2 separate regions of the Homo sapiens genome follow, and region 2 is linked to region 1. Evidence: chromatin loops called from intact Hi-C (ENCODE). Cell type or tissue: HepG2. All regions are shown on one strand. Each heading gives the region's core, and the rest is flanking DNA. Links, peaks and the distances in the headings are about the cores only.

Evidence for each region. Hi-C counts contacts between places; a loop is a spot of excess contacts. Peaks named below come from ENCODE experiments on the same cell type or tissue, not always from the same donor. Only the 100,000 strongest peaks of a DNase experiment are listed, where the experiment ranks them.
Region 2: it touches region 1 in a loop (7-fold over the local background); 5 of 110 quality-filtered maps call a loop at or near these places.

Annotation. Positions count from the first base shown.
Region 1 is chr16:75,592,581-75,595,479 of GRCh38, forward strand. No RefSeq gene overlaps it. Among named protein-coding and RNA genes, the nearest start is that of GABARAPL2, 28 kb to the left of the region's middle. RefSeq lists enhancers at 513-1,510, 1,511-2,507. In HepG2, for the core only: no CTCF peak of the experiment used is centred there; DNase peaks (open chromatin) are centred at 1,731 and 2,091; H3K4me3 peaks cover 348 bases.
Region 2 is chr16:75,519,880-75,522,794 of GRCh38, forward strand. No RefSeq gene overlaps it. Among named protein-coding and RNA genes, the nearest start is that of CHST5, 15 kb to the right of the region's middle. RefSeq lists a silencer at 1,730-1,779. In HepG2, for the core only: a CTCF peak has its summit at 1,687; a DNase peak (open chromatin) is centred at 1,672.

The DNA of each region.
Region 1 (2,899 bases), core at 391-2,890:
TTAGAAGATATATTTAAATCAAGCAAAATTATATGTTTATTTAATCTTTGACCCAACAATCCCACTTCTAAGACTATCCAAAAGATACAGTGGCAAAAATACAAATTGTTGTATATATGATATGGATTTATGACTACTGCTAGAGTGAAGAAAAAACCAGGGAGGGGACAAGGATGAAAGACCTCTCTGAGTGTACCTTTCTTCAAAGAAAACTAGTTCTAGCCAGGTGTGGTAGCTCATGCCTGTAATCCTAGCACTCTGGGAGGCCAAGATGGGAGGATCGTTTGAGGCCAGGAATTAAAGACCAATCTGGCCATCATAGTGAGACCCCGTCTCTATTTTTTAAAAAACAAACAAGGGGGCCGGGCGCAGTGGCTCACGCCTGTAATCCCAGCACTTTGGGAGGCCGAGGCGGGCGGATCATGAGGTCAGGAGATCGAGACCATCCTGGCTAACACGGTGAAACACCGTCTCTACTAAAAATACAAAAAATTAGCTGGGCATGGTGGTGGGCGCCTGTAGTCCCAGCTACTCAGGAGGCTGAGGCAGGAGAATGGCGTGAACCCAGGAGACGGAGCTTGCAGTGAGTCGTGATCGCACCACTGCACTCTAGCCTGGGTGACAGAGCAAGACTCTGTCTCAAAAAATAAATAAATAAATAAAATAAAATAAAAAAATAAAAAACAAAACAAAACTAGTTTCAACTTTGGAATCATACAAACATTTTACATAATTTTTTAAAAGGTATCCCTAAAAACTGAAAGTAAAATTATGTACAGATTTGGAGCAATAACTAGAGAGGAACTATTTCAAGTGACTTAAAAGACAATTGTTAGAAGCAGGGTTTCTTAACCTCAGCATGACTGACATTTTGAGCCAGATAATTATTTGTGGGGAGTGGGGGTGGGGACAGGGCAGTTGTCCTGTGCATCATGCGACGTTAGCAGCATCCAAGGCTCAGCGAGCTTCTATAATTGGCAACAACTGGCACATACTGCCATACATCATTGCTGGGAGGATTAAGTGCTGTCTGTGCGACACCACTGGGGGAGTGTTTTAAAATATAGGTTTTAGGTGGCCCGACGTGGTGGCTCATGCCTGTAATCCCAGCACTATGGAAGGCCAAGGTGGGAAGATCATTTGAGCTCAAGCATTCGAGACTAGCCTGGGCAACACAGCAAGACACCCGTCTCCAAAAAAGTAAGATAAAAAAATATAAAATATAGGTTTTATTATTATTCAAGTATGGTGAGGGCAATAGATCAGGTGACTGCCATTGACAAGAAAGCTTGTTGTACTTACAGATTCCAAAAGGGGCATGGCACGCCACAGGGAGCCACACTGGAAGCCCAGGGTCAGTGAGGAGGTAGAGGGAACGATGGGATCAAGTGGAGTAAGAGCCTTGTGATCTCCATGGGAAGGAAGGGGCAAGGCCGAGTAAACAGACTGGCGAGTTCGAATAATTTCAGCAGGCTGTGGGGCCTAGGGGCTGTCCCTAGCTTTCTGGTACCTGGCCCTGCGGTGATTAGGGCAGGTGGATATCCCAGAGTATGGGATATTGGCTCAGAGTATGAGACGTCCTGTAAAGGAGAGATTGGGGTATGGGCTCCAGATTGGTTGGTTTACATATGAAAGGAGCAGTCATAGGTGAGTCATTTACTCTCTCCAGGAATTGGCTAGCCTTGGGAGGAACAATCTCTCCACCGAGTGAGCAAGGCCCCTCCCATGTCAAAGAATCAAACACGCACGGTTCATATTGAGGGTACAACTGGAAGCTTGTGCTTGTTTTCTGCTGGACTTCGCTCACGCACCTTCTCCGTTTGCTGATTTTAATCTGTATCCTTTCACTAAAATAAACAGGAATGATGTGTATAGCAGCTTTTCAGAGTTCTGTGAATCTATCTTGTGAATCATCAAGCATGAGGGTGGTCTCAGGGACCCCTGACACGGCTGCTAGAACCATCAGGTGGAAGGTTAGTGGGGTACTTTATAATGGAAAAGACCAGACTGACACCACAGACCCCATTGCTCAGTCACAGCGTGTGGAACCACCAGATGTCACGTTCCTCTCCATATGATGCAAAACAAAGATGCAGAGTCACTCAGGAAGTACTTATGTCAGATCAACCGCACCTGAATCTAATCAAGGCTCTTTGTGTAACTGCACATTTTTAGGAAATACTGGGGAGACAGGAACCTTTAAACAACACTGGGAGGAAATGAGCAGTGAAATACAAAATGTGGGAAATTCTACAGGACAAAAAACCCACCTTTCAACACAGAAAAAAGGGTAACTGTTACAGATTTAAAGAGACAAAAGACCCCATCAATCAAATGCACAGTGTGGCTCTTATTTAGATCTTAATTTGAACAAATAAACAGTCAAAATACATTTTTGAGACAACATGGGAAAACTGAGCAGACTACATATTAGATATTAAGGATATTAATTCTGTTGGGTGAAATACGATGGTTAGGATTTGCTTTAAATGGTCAAAGAAAAAAATATTGGCGGGGACGAGGCAATAGATCAAACAAGAGCAGCAATAAAGCTGACGTTTGCTAAGTTTGAGTGGTGGTTCAGGGAGTCCACTGTGCTAGTCTATATTTGTGACTAAAAATTTCCATAACAAGTTCAAAAAAGAAAATGTATTTAAAAATTAGAAGCAGTTATCAGCCAAATATAGGTTAAGAAACATTAGTAAAATAAAAATCCTTTCACTTGCCGTTAAAAATAAAAAACAGTAAAAACACATTTTATAAATATATGAAATCTGAGAGCCTGCCAAGATTGCAGAGATGTGATTGTAAGGCACAGATGAGATTTTAAACCTGGGTTTTTAGAGATTAAAATAAAATGTAGGATGGTTTAAGCACCTACTTTTAGCTCTTGAGAAAA
Region 2 (2,915 bases), core at 253-2,752, 73 kb before region 1:
CCTCCCGGGTTCAAGCGATTCTCCCGCCTCAGCCTCCCGAGTAGCCAGGACTACAGGCACCTGCCACCACGCCCAGCTAATTTTTGTATTTTTAGTAGAGGGGGGTTTCACCATGTTGGCCAGGCCAGCTTTGAACTCCTGGCCTCAGGTGATCCACCCGCCTTGGGCTTCCGAAGTGCTGGGATTACAGGCATGAGCCAACATGCCCGGCCTATTAGTGTTCTCTCTTGAAGCCTCTGTTTAGGAAGCTTCCTTATGCAGGTTCCCTACCACTACAATTGACGTTTTGTATCAACCAAGAAACCTAAATAAAATAAAAATAGGAAGTATAAAAAAGGTCATGAAATACTGACCTTTAACCATGCTGTCTTTTTGGTACATTTCCTAGACTAGCAGAGTCTATTAGAAGTGGAAGAAACTGCTGGGCGTAGTGGCTCATGCCTGTAATCCCAGCACTTTGGGAGGCTGAGGCGGGTGGATCATTTGAGGTCAGGAGTTCGAGACCAGCCATGGCCAACATGGTGAAACCCTGTCTCTACTAAATATACAAAAAAATTAGCTGAGCCTGGTGGCATGCACCTGTAATCCCAGCTACTCGGGAGACTGAGGCAGGAGAATTACTTGAACCCGGGAGGTGGAGGTTGCAGTGACCTGAGATCGTGCCATTGCACTCCACTGCACTTCAGCCTGGGTGAAAAAGTGAGACACTGTCTCAAAAAAAAACAAAAAACAAAAAAAAGGCCAGGCATGGTGGCTCACTCCTGTAATCCCAGTACTTTGGGAGGCCAAGGCAGGTGGATCACTTGAGGTTAGGAGTTTGAGACCAGCCTGGTCTTGAAATACAAAAAAATTAGCCAGGTGGTGGCAGGCACCTGTAATCCCAGCCACTCAGGAGGCTGAGGCAGGAGAATCACTTGAGCCTGGGAGGCAGAGTTTGCAGTCAGCCGAAATCGCGCCACTGCACTCCAGTCTGGGCAATAGAGCCAGACTCAGTCTCAAAAAAAAAAAAAAAAAAAAAAAAAGCCAGGCACAATGGCTCACGCCTGTAATCCCAGAACTCTGGGAGGCTGAGGCAGGCGGATTGCCTGAAGTCAGGAGTTCGAGACCACCCTGGCCAACATGGTGAAACCCCATCTCTACTAAAAATATAAAAATTAGCCAGACATGGTGGCGAACGCCTGTATTTCCAGCTACTCAGCGGGGCTGAGGCAGGAGCATCCCTTGAACCCGGGAGGCAGACATCGCAGTGAGCCAAGATCGTGCCACTACACTCCAGCCTGGGTGACAGAGTGAAACTCTGTCTTAAAAAAAAAAATTAACAACTCACACCCCTAAACACACATACATTCCTAATCCCCTGATCCCTCTCCACTTTAATCTTTGGCACTTTCTAATATGCTAAATAATTTAGCCATTTATCAAACTTCTCATTCACTGGCTGTGTCCCACCATCAGAATGCAAGTTCCTACAGGGCAGGGGTTTTTGCTTTTTGTCTATCTTGGTCCTGCTCTATCTCCAGCTCCTCCAAAAGCCCGATGCCTGGTTGGTGCTCAACCCATAATGTGTGTTGAATGAATGAGTGGAGTTCATGAAGACTGGGATCAGAATAACACAAGACTTGCAGGACAGGCCAGGTTCTCTGGTCTTACCCCAAAGGGAGAAAATGTGATGCATGAGATCTTTCAGTAGAGGGCGTGGGGAGAACTGGCTACCTGAAAATACAAAGATAACCAGCCCTGGAGCTGGGCACAGTGGCTCACACCTGTAATCCCAGCACTTTGGGAGGCTGAGGCGGGCGGATCACCTGAGGTTGGGACTTCAAGACCAACCTAACCAACGTGGAGAAACCCCTTCTCTACTAAAAATACAAAATTAGCTGGGCATGGTGGCGAATGTCTGTAATCCCAGCTACTCAAGAGGCTGAGGCAGTAAAATCGCTTGAACCTGGGAGGCAGAGGTTGTATGAGCCAAGATCGTACCATTGCACTCCAGCCTAGGCAACAAGAGCGAAACTCTGTCTCAAAAAATAAAATTAAAAATAAATAAATAAAATAAAAACATAAAAATTACCTGGACATGGTGGTGGGTGCCTGTAATCCCAGCTGCTTGGGAGGCTGAGTCAGGAGAATCGTTTGAACCAGGGAGGTGGAGGTTGCAGTGAGCCGAAATTGTGCCGTTGCACTCCAGCCTGGGCAACAGAGCAAGACTGTCCAAAAAAAATTAAAAAGGCCGGGCGCAGTGCTTCATGCCTGTAATCCCAGCACTTTGGGAGGCCAAGGCGGGTGGATCACCTGAGGTTAGGAGTTTGAGACCAGCCTGACCAACGTGGTGAAACCCTGTCTCTACTAAAAATATAAAAATTAGCCAGGCGTGGTGGTGGGTGCTACCACCACCTATACATGGCTAAATCTATCATTTTCACTTTTGCATAGCTGATGGGTTAAAAATGTTACTTGATGTTGTTTTAACCTACGTTTCTTTAATTCCCTGGGCAGCTAAGCATCTTTTCATGCTTATTAATCAACAGCCTTCCTTTTTCTCCTTTTTATTATCATTATTATTATTATTATTTTTTGAGACGGAGTCTTGCTCTATCACCCAGGCTGGAGTGCAGTGGAGCAATATCGGCTCATTGCAACCTCTGCCTCCCGGGTTCAAGCAATTCTCCTGCCTCAGCTTCTGAAGTAGCTGGGGCTACAGGCGTGTGCCACTACACCCGGCTAATTTTTGTATTTTTAGTAGAGACGGGTTTTTGCCATGTTGGCCAGGCTGGTCTCAAACTCCTGACCTCAGGTGATCCACCCACCTCAGCCTCCCAAAGTGCTGGGATTACAGGCGTGAGCCACTGCGCCCGGCCTGGCCTTCTTTTTTCTTTGTTAAAGGGCTTTGCTCATTTTTCTGTTGACTTTCCGCT